4 separate regions of the Homo sapiens genome follow, and regions 1, 3 and 4 are each linked to region 2. The links are chromatin contacts, found by Hi-C or POLR2A ChIA-PET in ENCODE. All regions are on one chromosome and are shown on one strand. The core of a region is the stretch at or near the end of the contact, and the rest is flanking DNA. Distances in the headings are between cores, read along the strand shown.

What was found. A loop is a pair of places that touch in the nucleus more often than their neighbours do. ChIA-PET counts read pairs that join two places held with the same protein, here RNA polymerase II (POLR2A). Pooled maps may share reads with other maps.
Region 1: a loop to region 2 is called in a map of CD4-positive, alpha-beta T cell, with 4 times the contacts of the local background. The contact joins the promoter of CLNS1A here to the promoter of NARS2 in region 2. A Hi-C loop is called at or near these places in 2 of 168 maps with a recorded cell type or tissue (CD4-positive, alpha-beta T cell and naive thymus-derived CD4-positive, alpha-beta T cell), 2 of 37 single-sample maps with no recorded cell type and 14 of 50 pooled maps. POLR2A ChIA-PET finds 5 or more read pairs at or near these places in 1 of 52 experiments (GM10248).
Region 3: a loop to region 2 is called in a map of ascending aorta, with 2.3 times the contacts of the local background. The contact joins the promoter of TENM4-AS1 here to the promoter of NARS2 in region 2. A Hi-C loop is called at or near these places in 1 of 168 maps with a recorded cell type or tissue (ascending aorta).
Region 4: a loop to region 2 is called in a pooled map, with 6 times the contacts of the local background. The contact joins the promoter of AQP11 here to the promoter of NARS2 in region 2. A Hi-C loop is called at or near these places in 5 of 50 pooled maps.

What each region holds. Positions count from the first base shown.
Region 1 is chr11:77,636,372-77,639,080 of GRCh38, reverse strand. CLNS1A (chloride nucleotide-sensitive channel 1A) reads left to right here and starts at 1,287. Exons shown (of 7, transcript NM_001293.3): 1 at 1,287-1,491. The coding sequence starts at 1,367. RefSeq lists enhancers at 1,146-1,385, 1,040-1,559.
Region 2 is chr11:78,573,603-78,576,302 of GRCh38, reverse strand. It overlaps NARS2 (asparaginyl-tRNA synthetase 2, mitochondrial), which reads left to right and starts at 1,439. Exons shown (of 14, transcript NM_024678.6): 1 at 1,439-1,955. The coding sequence starts at 1,815. RefSeq lists enhancers at 1,144-1,283, 1,944-2,053.
Region 3 is chr11:79,091,870-79,094,569 of GRCh38, reverse strand. It overlaps TENM4-AS1 (TENM4 antisense RNA 1), which reads right to left and starts at 1,297. Exons shown (of 2, transcript NR_199027.1): 1 at 1,219-1,297. All of the region lies in intron 4 of TENM4 (teneurin transmembrane protein 4), which reads left to right.
Region 4 is chr11:77,588,692-77,591,391 of GRCh38, reverse strand. It overlaps AQP11 (aquaporin 11), which reads right to left and starts at 1,439. Exons shown (of 3, transcript NM_173039.3): 1 at 781-1,439. The coding sequence starts at 1,399. RefSeq lists a silencer at 1,463-2,092.

The DNA of each region.
Region 1 (2,709 bases), core at 38-2,537, 940 kb after region 2:
ACGCCCGGCTAATTTTGTTTTTGTATTTTTAGTCGAGACGGGGTTTCACCGTGTTAGCCAGGCTGGTCTCGATCTCCTGTCCTCGTGATCTGCCCGCCTCGGCCTCCCAAAGTGCTGGGATTACAAGCATGAGCCACTGCACCCGGCCTAGAGTTTTATTTTTACTCAAATCAGTTTCCCAGAGCATTCAGGGATCAAAGTTTTTTTGTTTTTTGTTTTTTGTTGTTTTTTTTTTTTTTTTGAGACGGGGTCTCGCTCTGTCGCCCAGGCTGGAGTGCAGTGGCGCTATCTCGGCTCACTGCAAGCTCTGCCTCCCGGGTTCACGCCATTCTCCTGCCTCAGCCTCCCCAGTAGCTGGGACCACAGGCGCCTGCCACCACACCCGGCTAATTTTTTTGTATTTTTAGTAGAGACGGGGTTTCACCATGTTAGCCAGAATGGTCTTGATCTCCTGACCTCGTGATCCGCCCGCCTCGGCCTCCCAAAGTGCTGGGATTACAGGCGTGAGCCACCGCGCCCAGCCAGGGATCCAAGTTTTTAAGGATAATTTGGCAGGTTGGGGAAGGCCAGTGAGTCAAGAGTGCTGATTGGTTGGGTGGGAGATGAAGTCACAGGGAGTTGAAGCTGTCCTCTTGCGCTGAGTCAGTTCCTGGGTTGGTGGGGAGGGGGCACAAGATCACATAGCCAGTTTATCCATCTGGTGGTGCCAGCTGATCCATCAAGTGCAGGGTCTGCAACATATCTCAAGCACCGATCTTAGGTGCAGTTTAGGGAGGGTCAGAATCTTGTAGCTTGCAGCTGTAATTTCTAATCTAAACCATAATTTCTAATCTTGTGGCTGATTTGTTAGTCCTACAAAGGCAGTCCAGTCCCCAGGCAAGAAGGAAGTTTGTTTTGGGAAAAGGCTGTCATCATCTTTGTTTTAAACTTCAAACTGTAAACTAAGTTCCTCCCAAAGTTAGTTCAGCCTATATCCAGCAATGAACAAGGACAGTTTGGAGGTTAGAAACAACATGGATTTGGGTAGGTCAGATCGCTTTCAGTGTCTCAGTTATAATTTTGCAGTGGTGGTTTCACTGTGACAATCCTGAGGGACTTCCCACAGAACCCTCAGTTATTGAAGCCCAAAGCCTCAGAAATGGCGAGGAAGAAGGGGAAGGGTGTTGCGCGGTCAAACTCCACACGTTCTTAGCCGACCTCCGCCGCTTTTCCTAGAATGTCTCATCTCTATGGTCGACGGCGTTCAGATTCCGGGGCAGACTAAGTTGTTCTTCCGGGGTGACTGCCTCTTCCAGGGCGGGCGGTGTGGTGCACGCATTGCTGTGCTCCAACTCCCTCAGGGCCTGTGTTGCCGCACTCTGCTGCTATGAGCTTCCTCAAAAGTTTCCCGCCGCCTGGGCCAGCGGAGGGGCTCCTGCGGCAGCAGCCAGACACTGAGGCTGTGCTGAACGGGAAGGGCCTCGGCACTGGTACCCTTTACATCGCTGAGAGGTAGGGTTCCTGGTCCCCAGCGCTGGCCTCCTGCGCGCCGCCCTCCTCCTTGCTGGAGCAGGCGGTGCGAAGGAGCCGGGCAAGGGGCGGCCTGGAGGCCTGCTGGGAGCGGGGTCTCGTGCCCGACGCCTCAGGGATACCTGTAGCGGGTGGAAGGCTCGATTTTTCTAGTACTCCTCCGGAGTCTTCCATTCTCTGTTTTCTCCGGCCGGAATTTCCCCTTATGGATTGTGCTTTTTTTTTTTTTTTTTCTTTTTTTCCTCTTTCTCTTTCTCTGTCTCTTTCTCTCTTTCTTTCTTCTTCTTTTCTTTCTTTCTTTCTTTTATTTTCTTTTTTTTTTTTTTTTAACTCGCCTATTTACTGGAGGTCTGGCGCGTGCGTTGCCCTTAACGCACGGTCTGGTTTTAAGGGTCTGAAGTGTGCCTGTCTTTCCGGATGAACAGATGCAGGAGATGTTCCCCTCTCTGGGATACGTAGTTTCAGAGCCGACTGTGGAGGACTTTTAAAGTTTGGTTACACAATAAAGATTTTCTTCTGTAGGTATAGTAAGGAGAGGAACACCCTTAACTCGACACAGACAGGGGTCATATGCAGAGGGACCAGACTCCCGTTTTGGGGTCCTGGAAGGAATTGCCCTTTTATTTGGCCACGTGGAGCACTTTGGTATTTTGACAGTCAGATAGATCTACCGTAAATATTGTGGTTGTAGAACAGAGGTCCCTGTTTCCTTGACATGCAGTTTTCTTTATTTTGAAGCCTGTAATGACACATCGAATCTTTCCTGCCCTTCAGATATGTGTTGCTTCCCCTTTTGCTCCATCACTTGTCTACAGCCAGAGAAAATTCTCTACTTTTAAGAGCTCATGTGATTACTTTGGAACCACCTGTAAAATCCAGGATAATCTCCCTATGTTACTGTCGACTGGTAACCTTAATTACGTTTGTGAAGTCCCTTTTGCTGTGTAATATAACATATTCACCCGCATGACACCAGAAAGTGAAGGTCGTGGGGCCAAAATTCTGCCTACTACAGAATCCAGAGCACAAAAACTGTAAAGAACCTCTGCTTTAAAGGGAAATTTAGACATTGAACAAGGTTTAGGCTTCAGGCCAGAAACTGAGATAGGACATATGGATGGGAGGAAAAGCAAGATTGAGGTGAGAGGCAGATAATGAGTTTGGTCAGGACATGTGTGGAGTAGTTGTACATATGACCGT
Region 2 (2,700 bases), core at 190-2,689:
ATAATATATAATATATCCAATATAATTTAATTATATATTATAATTTATAATTATAATTTTATTATATTTATAATTTTAATTTATTAAAAGAACCAGGGAACACATTTATATTATATAAAATATAAAATTGTGATACATGTATATATTATAATTGTATTATATTTTATCCAATATAATATTTGGATAAAATATCAAAAATAATTTTTTGGATAAATTTAAGAGGTAGCCTAATATATAAGGGTGACTTTTCAGTCCAAACAAATGCAGACAACTCATACATCTATGTGTGCACTTACTGGTTTATATTTCAGTAGTCTCTTTTCTTGCTTGTCTCCATCTCTAAAGCATGAGCTCCTTGATGGAACAGATCACCTTGGGACACTATGTAATACAGCATACTGCTTAAGTGCATAGAGCCAGCACTTCTGGGTTTAAATCTCACACTTAGGGAATGTGTATCCTTAAGTAGGTCATCTAGCCTTTCTGTGCGTAAGTTCTCTCATTTGTAAAATGGGTATAATAATAGTAGCAACTTTAAGTAAGGTAAAAGTGAGAGAGAGAGAGTGAGAGTGAGAGGGAGCGGGAGAGAGACAGCGAGGGCGAGCGCTGGTCTTGAACTCCTGGGCTGAAGCAATCCTCCTGCTTCTGCCTCCCTAAGAGTTGGGATTACAGGCGTGAGCCACCGCACTTGGCCAAACGTTTTACTTTTTAAATTAGATTAAAAACCTTTTAATGACCGTCATTGAGTTACAGAATTTTTTTTTTAATAAAACGTAGCCTAATATATAAAAGGGTCATTGTTTCCAGGTCAAACAAATGCAGATAGCTGTGTTGGAGGGCAGAGGGAAGAGGGAGACTTGGAGGATTCTGGCAGGAAACACTCGAGTTTCCTCCAGTCTCTGCAACATCTTCCCACCGTCTTGCCTGCCATATGCAAGGTCCCTCCAGTTCCTTTTATTTACCTGTCAGAGGACTACTTTCTCCAGGAAGCCATCTCTGGCGTCCCACGCTTAGGCTCTGTCAGGCAAACTGATCGCCCTTTTATGCAACTGTCTGTTTAGCTGTCTGATACCACACAACTGTGACTTGCGCATTGGGGCTATGTCTGATTTTTCTCTGCGGAGTACTCAGGAAAGGAACGACTGATCTCTTCAAGCGAATCCTGTTAACAGCTAAGAGCCTCCTCTTACTTGGATCCCTATTGTTGACTGATGGAGACGGTTTCCCTCTCCATCAGTCACTCCTTGCCTCTCAGTTTCTCAGCCTCACCTGGAAACTTTAGAAATGAAGACCCTCAGATGTGCTCCCACGTTCTTTCAGCGATAATCTCTACAACCTTAGGGCATTAGCTCCGCCCCGTCTCGGCTCCTGACCCCGCCCCCTCCCGCACGCCTCCCTAAGCCTGGGTCACAAGTACGCATGCTCTCCCTTCTTCCCCGTAGCGTGATGACGTAAGCGGCGTTGGCGTGGTGTGGTAGGAGTGGTTGCGCGTGTTGCGGCCCGGGTTCTGTTCGTAGGTTTACAATTGTCGCGGGTAGTGGGGCGCCCCAGCTGCCAACTGCACGTGGTTTCTTTCTGGCGTTTGCCTAGTGTCCTGTCCATTCCGCCCCGTTGGGAAGTGGGAAGCGGAGAGGTTCTGTGGGGACAGAGCTGGGAGTCCTGAAGGAGAAAGCGCGCAGCCGAGGGGCTCTGGAGTGCCTTAGAGCAGAGCTGCGGCCGCGGAAGGGGAGCAGCTGAGAAAGGAGGGCCGCTGCAGGCGGGGTTCGAACCGTGGGGTCTGGGCTGCTCCCGCGGAGGGCCTGGGCGGACGCGGGATGCTGGGGGTCCGCTGCCTGCTGCGGTCCGTGCGCTTCTGTTCCTCCGCCCCCTTCCCCAAGCACAAACCTTCAGCCAAACTGAGCGTGCGGGACGCTCTCGGGGCTCAGAACGCGAGTGGGGAGCGCATTAAGATCCAGGTTGGTGAATGGGAAGGGAGTGGGTTTTTTCTTGTAGGGACTTTTATATGGCACATCCACATCTAGCTTTTCTTTTACAGTCGGGTCAGACACAACCGCCAGCAGGGAAAAGTTAGAAAGTGTAGGCGTCGCGGGTTTGCACTTTTCTGATTTCCATTACTTTTCACAAAACTGTTCCGATAACTGTAAAGCGCTGGAACTTTGCTTTCATGATTCCAGGGTATTACCTGTAAACTTGTTAATCATACCAAAAGTGTAAATGAACAAGCCCCCTTTCTCTATCTTTATCCCTTATAATGAATATCCAGGTTTATAAAGTGGTTGTCTTGACCTCCCTCCTTGAGAGCAGAAACCGTGTCTTACCTGCCTTTGTATTCACACATGGCTGACAGCAAATACTTGTTCAAACCATGCCTTTTAAACTTTTAGCGACCTCAGTGCCTATTGTGGGGGTCTGCATGTAATTTATTTTTAATGAATTCGGAGAAAGACTGGAATGTAGCAGTTTGAAAGAGCTCTGGAGTTAAGCTGCTTAGGTTTAAATCTCTGCATAGCGTTTATGCGTTCTACACCTTATTTTCCTCTTATGGAAAGAGATAATAATTGTCCCTGAGTCCTGAAAATTAAATGAGGTAATGGAAGTAAGATATTTAGAACAGTGGCTCATAGTCTACAAATGTTAGCTGCTATTGTTTCTCTTGCTGATTATATTATTTGCAGCAGCTCCACATAGAAGAGGTGCAGA
Region 3 (2,700 bases), core at 48-2,547, 520 kb before region 2:
CTGGAATTTGACACTTCTCACTGATTCACCCCTTTCTTTCACAAGGGAGTGAGGGGAGGAAACACCTCCAAACCTGACATCCTGGAAAAGAGGCATGGTAGACGAATATGGGCTCGGAGTCAGATCTCGATCCATATCCCAGCCCTACTGTTTCCTAGGCATGGGGTCTTGGACAACTCTTTTCACACCCCTGAGCTCCGTGTCTTCATCAGTCACATGGAATTTAAAAATGGCACTTGCACAGAGCTGCTGTGAGGGATAAATGGGCCAGCACATATAAAGCATACTGCACAGTGATTGGCCCATCACAGGCACTCAGGAAGTGTTCTCTCCCCTCCTTTTTCCTTACTCCATCCAAATACTCAGGCTGTCTGGCCCCAAAACCCATGCTTGCTGTGCAGTCCTGTGCTCTCTAGGCAGGGATCTGTGAGTTATTTTCTGATTATCTCAAGCTTCTGAACCAGCTCTGTCCAGTGGAACCTTCCGCCATGATGGAGATGGGCTATGTCTACAGTCTCTAATGCAGTAGCCACTAGCCACATGTGGCTATTGTACTTTTGAAATGTACCTAGTATGACTAAGGAACTCAATTTGTAACTTTGATTTTAATTAGAAACTTAAATTCAGCTACCTGTGCCTGGCTGGTGGCTGCCATATTGGACAGCATAAGCCTAAACCGTAAAGATGGGATGTGAAGACTTGGCTTGGCATTGGCTCAAGGTACATGGCCTTGGGCAAGTCTTATTTAGTGTTTATTGAGTTGAGAGCAATGGAGGCTCCAGGAGGAGAAGACGTAAGCCCTGGAATTGTCCTGTTGCATGGATGAGATTTGCACCTATGAGACAGAGACAAGGGGATGCATTCCAACTCCTCCCCCAGCATTTCTGACCTCTAAGCCATCCCCACTCTGGATTGGGCCTCCCCCTCCTTTGTTCCCACTGTGTCTAGTGCTTTCTTTGCCCCAAGGACTTCCCACACTGGACCATAAATACTGTTTTCAGGATCAGCATCTCCTCCCACTTTGCCATCACAGTGAATCATCATACAGCAGATGATCAGAGGCTGTAGCCTCCACCCAGGAGAGGATGGTGCCTTGAGTGGGGCCCTAGGAATGGGGGAAGTAGAAAGGGAAAGTTGCTCTACTCCACCGTCCTTAAAGGTGGCTCGTAGTCCTCATGCCTGTCACTTTCCAATCCCAAGATGGCCAGCAGAGCTTACCTTTATGGCAAGAAGAACAAGTGGCATCAGCAAAAGCCCTCCCAAGCTCCCTCTGCCAGTCCAGTGAACTTCCTTTTTTCATCTTACTGGCCAGAAGTGGGTCACATGATTACCACTAGCTGCAAGGGAGGCTGGGAAGTTGAGTATCTGGCAAAGAGGAAACAGACTTGTCTTGATTGCCTTAGCCAAATTATGAGTCATTGCCCCAGGGCTAAGTGTGTTGCTTTCTCCAGCAAAATTTGGCTTGTGTTAGCCTGGAAAATGGGGTAGAGAATGATTCTTGGGTTAAGTCACTAACACCACCTGTCTCAGTAACCATTGCACAATTAGTATAGCATTGTGCAACTTACCAAGTACTCTTGACATGTAATTCTGTTTGAGCCTCTCAAGTTTGTGAGACAGCTCAGTGGTTACAATCCTCATACTGCAGATAAGGAAAACAAGGCTCTGAGAATTAGAGTAACTTACCTCAGGAAACAAGGGATCCAGGGCTAGCAGCCAGCTCTCCAGATTCTAGAGCCTCCTCCTACGAACCAGGAGAAAAGCCTCAGCTGGGAGCAGCAACCAGAAGCCATTTATCTTTGTATTCTAAACATCTGCCTCTGTGGCCTGGCACAAAATAGGTGTTCAGTAAATGTTTGATGGATCTATTAATTAATGCATTACTTTATTAATGTACTAACTTGACTCATTGAGCAGGGGATAAGAATGAAGAGAACTGGCCGCCTACTCTTTAGTTAAAATAAGCAGCATGAACCCTTTCCAGGCCTGGCTGGCTGTGAGCATTTCATTTCCTACCAATTGTGCACACTCTGCTAGCCATGTGAGAAGATAGAGGCCACACTTAGAAGGTCCACTGATGGCCAGGATGTGATGGGGGACAAAGCTGGGTCCATGCGAATGACGCAGTCTCCCGAGAACTTGGCCTAGGAGTCAGGAGGTCTCCATCAGGGGAGAATGGAAGATCTACTGGGAAAGGTGCATGAGGAGGGGAGTCAGTGATCATTCACTTGGCTCCCTCAGCCTTGAAAATGGTTCAGCTCAGTAAACATCTCACGCATTGCCACAAACCTGTGTCAAGAACATGTACGTACACTCATTACTTTGAAAGTCAGTCTGCCCCACCAGACTGGGCGCTCCCCAAGGCAGGCTCTAAATCCCATCTGCATCCCCAGTGCCTGGCAGCAGAGATGGAGTTGGAATGGAGGGATGTAAAGAAAAAAAGGCCTGCCCCTTGCCTCCAGGGCTCACCATATTTTGAATGAGACCAACACCCACCTAAATAATAGACAAATTGCAGAGCACTGAGCTCTCCAACAGAATCCAGGAGCACTGGGTTGGGGAAGTGAGGGATGATGAGGCGATGAAGTCAGGGGGCATGTGGGAGGGCATCTAAGGAAGCTCCTGGAGGATTTAAGCGTGACTCCCAAGTTAGGAAGGAATTACAGCTGGCAGCCATGAGGGGAAGGTTATTCTAGGGGA
Region 4 (2,700 bases), core at 190-2,689, 980 kb after region 2:
AAATGACACATTTCATCATTAAATACTTGTGTTTTGGATTTCCTCCTCCCACTTAGGACTAGATTGCCCACTGCATCTGAGATCTGTCAAAGTAAACAAATGGTTTAAAAGAAATCAACAGATTTCTCAAGAGTTATATTTTAAAAAGCATCTTTAATTTGAAGCAAGTTATCATTTAAACATTTTTCTTAATAGGTCACTTAAAAGTTCATGTATAACTCAAAATGAATTATTAAGGAAATAAGAAATTTCATAACTCAAAATGAATTATTAAGGAAATAAGAAATGACTTTAAATCATTTATAGGACTAAAATGGAACTACAAAATTTCTACCCTCCGCTCTTATACTAACCAATCATGTGCCTTGTGCTTTAAATCGAAAGGAACTTTGTAAAGCCAGGATCATTTTTCAGTAAGAGTATCCGAAACGATCTATACCACCTTGGCATGAAGAAAGAGGCAGTTAATAAGTTATCTTTCCTTTCTACCATTAAAACAATCCCTTTGTAGGATATCTGAACCCTTGGCAATATCTCACAGTATCTCAGTTTCAGCACAGAGGTGGCTCCTTTCTCTGGGTGTTCAAAGCAGCACTGCATGAAGGCTCTACGTGTCGGCCCTACTGGTTAAGAACGGGCTGCAAAATGGTTAGAATAACGGGGATACCAGCATTTACATCATAGCGGGATAGACGGTTTCAAATGTATTTTAGTAAAGAACTTACAGCCTCATGTCATAGAGGCTCTGGAAGTGCCAAGTATTTGGTGAGAATGACAAACCTGCATAGACCAAAAAGGTGATGAGTGCAGCCAGCAGGTGGATACGAAGCTTGGTTCGGACTTCCTGGAAGTGCAGCAGAGCGCTGTGGAAGAGAAAGGAGCAGACGGCCTCTGTGATGACCGCTTTGAGCAAGTCGACTCGGATGGGATTCTTGCAAGCGAAGCTCCTCTCGCTGACGTGATACTGGGTCAGACCCAAGCTCCACAAGGCGCTTGTGCAGTACCTGCTGCACAGGGCACTAACCAGCTGAGCCAATAGCCTCACCGCACCCGTCTCGGGGGACATGCCCCCCAGCATCATCTGCATCATCACGCCGCACGGGTTGCTGGACGTGCCCACCAGAGTCAGGCCATGCACAAGCGAGAAGAAGTAGACGAGCGTCAGCGTCCAGGTGGGGTGCGCGGGGTGCTGTTCGCTCAGCAGTTGCAGCTCGTGGGTGCAGCAGCAGAGCTGGAAGGTGGCTAGAAACTCCAGGACGAAGGCGTGGGCCACCGGCCTGTGCAGCTGCTGCCGGGCGACTACGCGGGCCAGCCCCATGAGCAGCACCACCGACAGCATCAGTCCCAGCGAGGTGCAGGTGTCCTGCAGCTCGGACCGGAGCCCCAGCAGCGGCGACATGGCTCCGTCGCCGCCTGAGCGGGTTGCGGGCTCCGGCTCTGGGTAGGAGGCGGTCTCCAGGCCCGAGTCCGAAGTCCGCAGCCCCTCCCCTCCTCACGCCCCTCGGGGCGGGACGAGCGGGAGGCTCCCGAGCGGCACACTTAAGAAGTCCTCCCCGCCTCCCCGGCTTGGCGCTGGGGTGTTGGAACCAGAGCCGAGGAGGCGGGGAGGCGGGGAGGCGGGGAGGCGCGGGGAGGCGCGGGGAGGCGAAGGGAGGTAGCCTAGGGCGCCGGCCGCAGGGCCAACGGTCAGCCGAGCCCACCGCGCACTCACCCTCCGCAGTCTCCCTCAGGGCCTTGTAGGCGGGCGCGGCGGCGGAGGGCCGGCGCGGCGCGGTCGACGCAGCGCTCTTGGTGCCCACTGCGCACGCGTGCTGCGGCCCTTGCGCCCCTGCGGGCGGTGACACCCGGACCACGGGGCGGAGAGGAGCGGCACGGCGCGGCGGAGCTCTGATGGTTGCTTTGCAGCGAGGACCTTAGAGTTTTTCTTTCCCCGCTCCACACTGTAAAACCGTGGAGCTGGAAAGACCGCTGAAGGCCATCTCACATAGCCACCTCGTTTTTATCAATGGGCGACTGAAATTGAGAGGGGAGACGCGGCGCAGGGGGCGGGTGAGTTAGTGGGCGTAGACCGGTGCGCAGGGCCTCCTGGAGCCTTGCTTTTCTTCACCTGCCAAAAAACATTTCTAAAAATGGTGGTAATATATGCCAGATAAAATTCGCCACTTTAATCAATTTAAGTGTATATTTCAGTGGCATCGATTACCCTCACAGTGTTGTTCAACAGTCACCTCTTTTTTCCAGAACTTGAGCGGTGATTCTTCAAAGTGTAGCCTAGTTTTAGCATGTGACTGTCTATAACCTTTGGCATGAACTCTTTACGTATAATATGAAACAGTTGTGTCTTACTGTTACATGCACTCTTCGTGAAGAGGAAACAACAGGTAACTGGAGAGGTCTGTTTCCAAGAACTGGGGGTCCTGGCGCACCTCTTCCATCTGCTTTGAAAGCAGGAATACGGCTGCGTGAGGTGGAGCGCGTCCGGAGTCCCAGCACGGAGAGGCTTAGGTGGGAAGACCGCTTGACCCCAGGAGTTCCAGGCTGCAGTGAGCTGAGATCGCGCCACTGCACCCCTGCCTGGGCCACAGAGCGAGACGCTGTTTTTAGAAACAAAAACAACAACAAAAACCGGGCGCGGCTGGGCGCGGTGGCTCACGCCTATAATCCCAGCACTTTGGGAGGCCGAGGCGGGCGGATCACCGG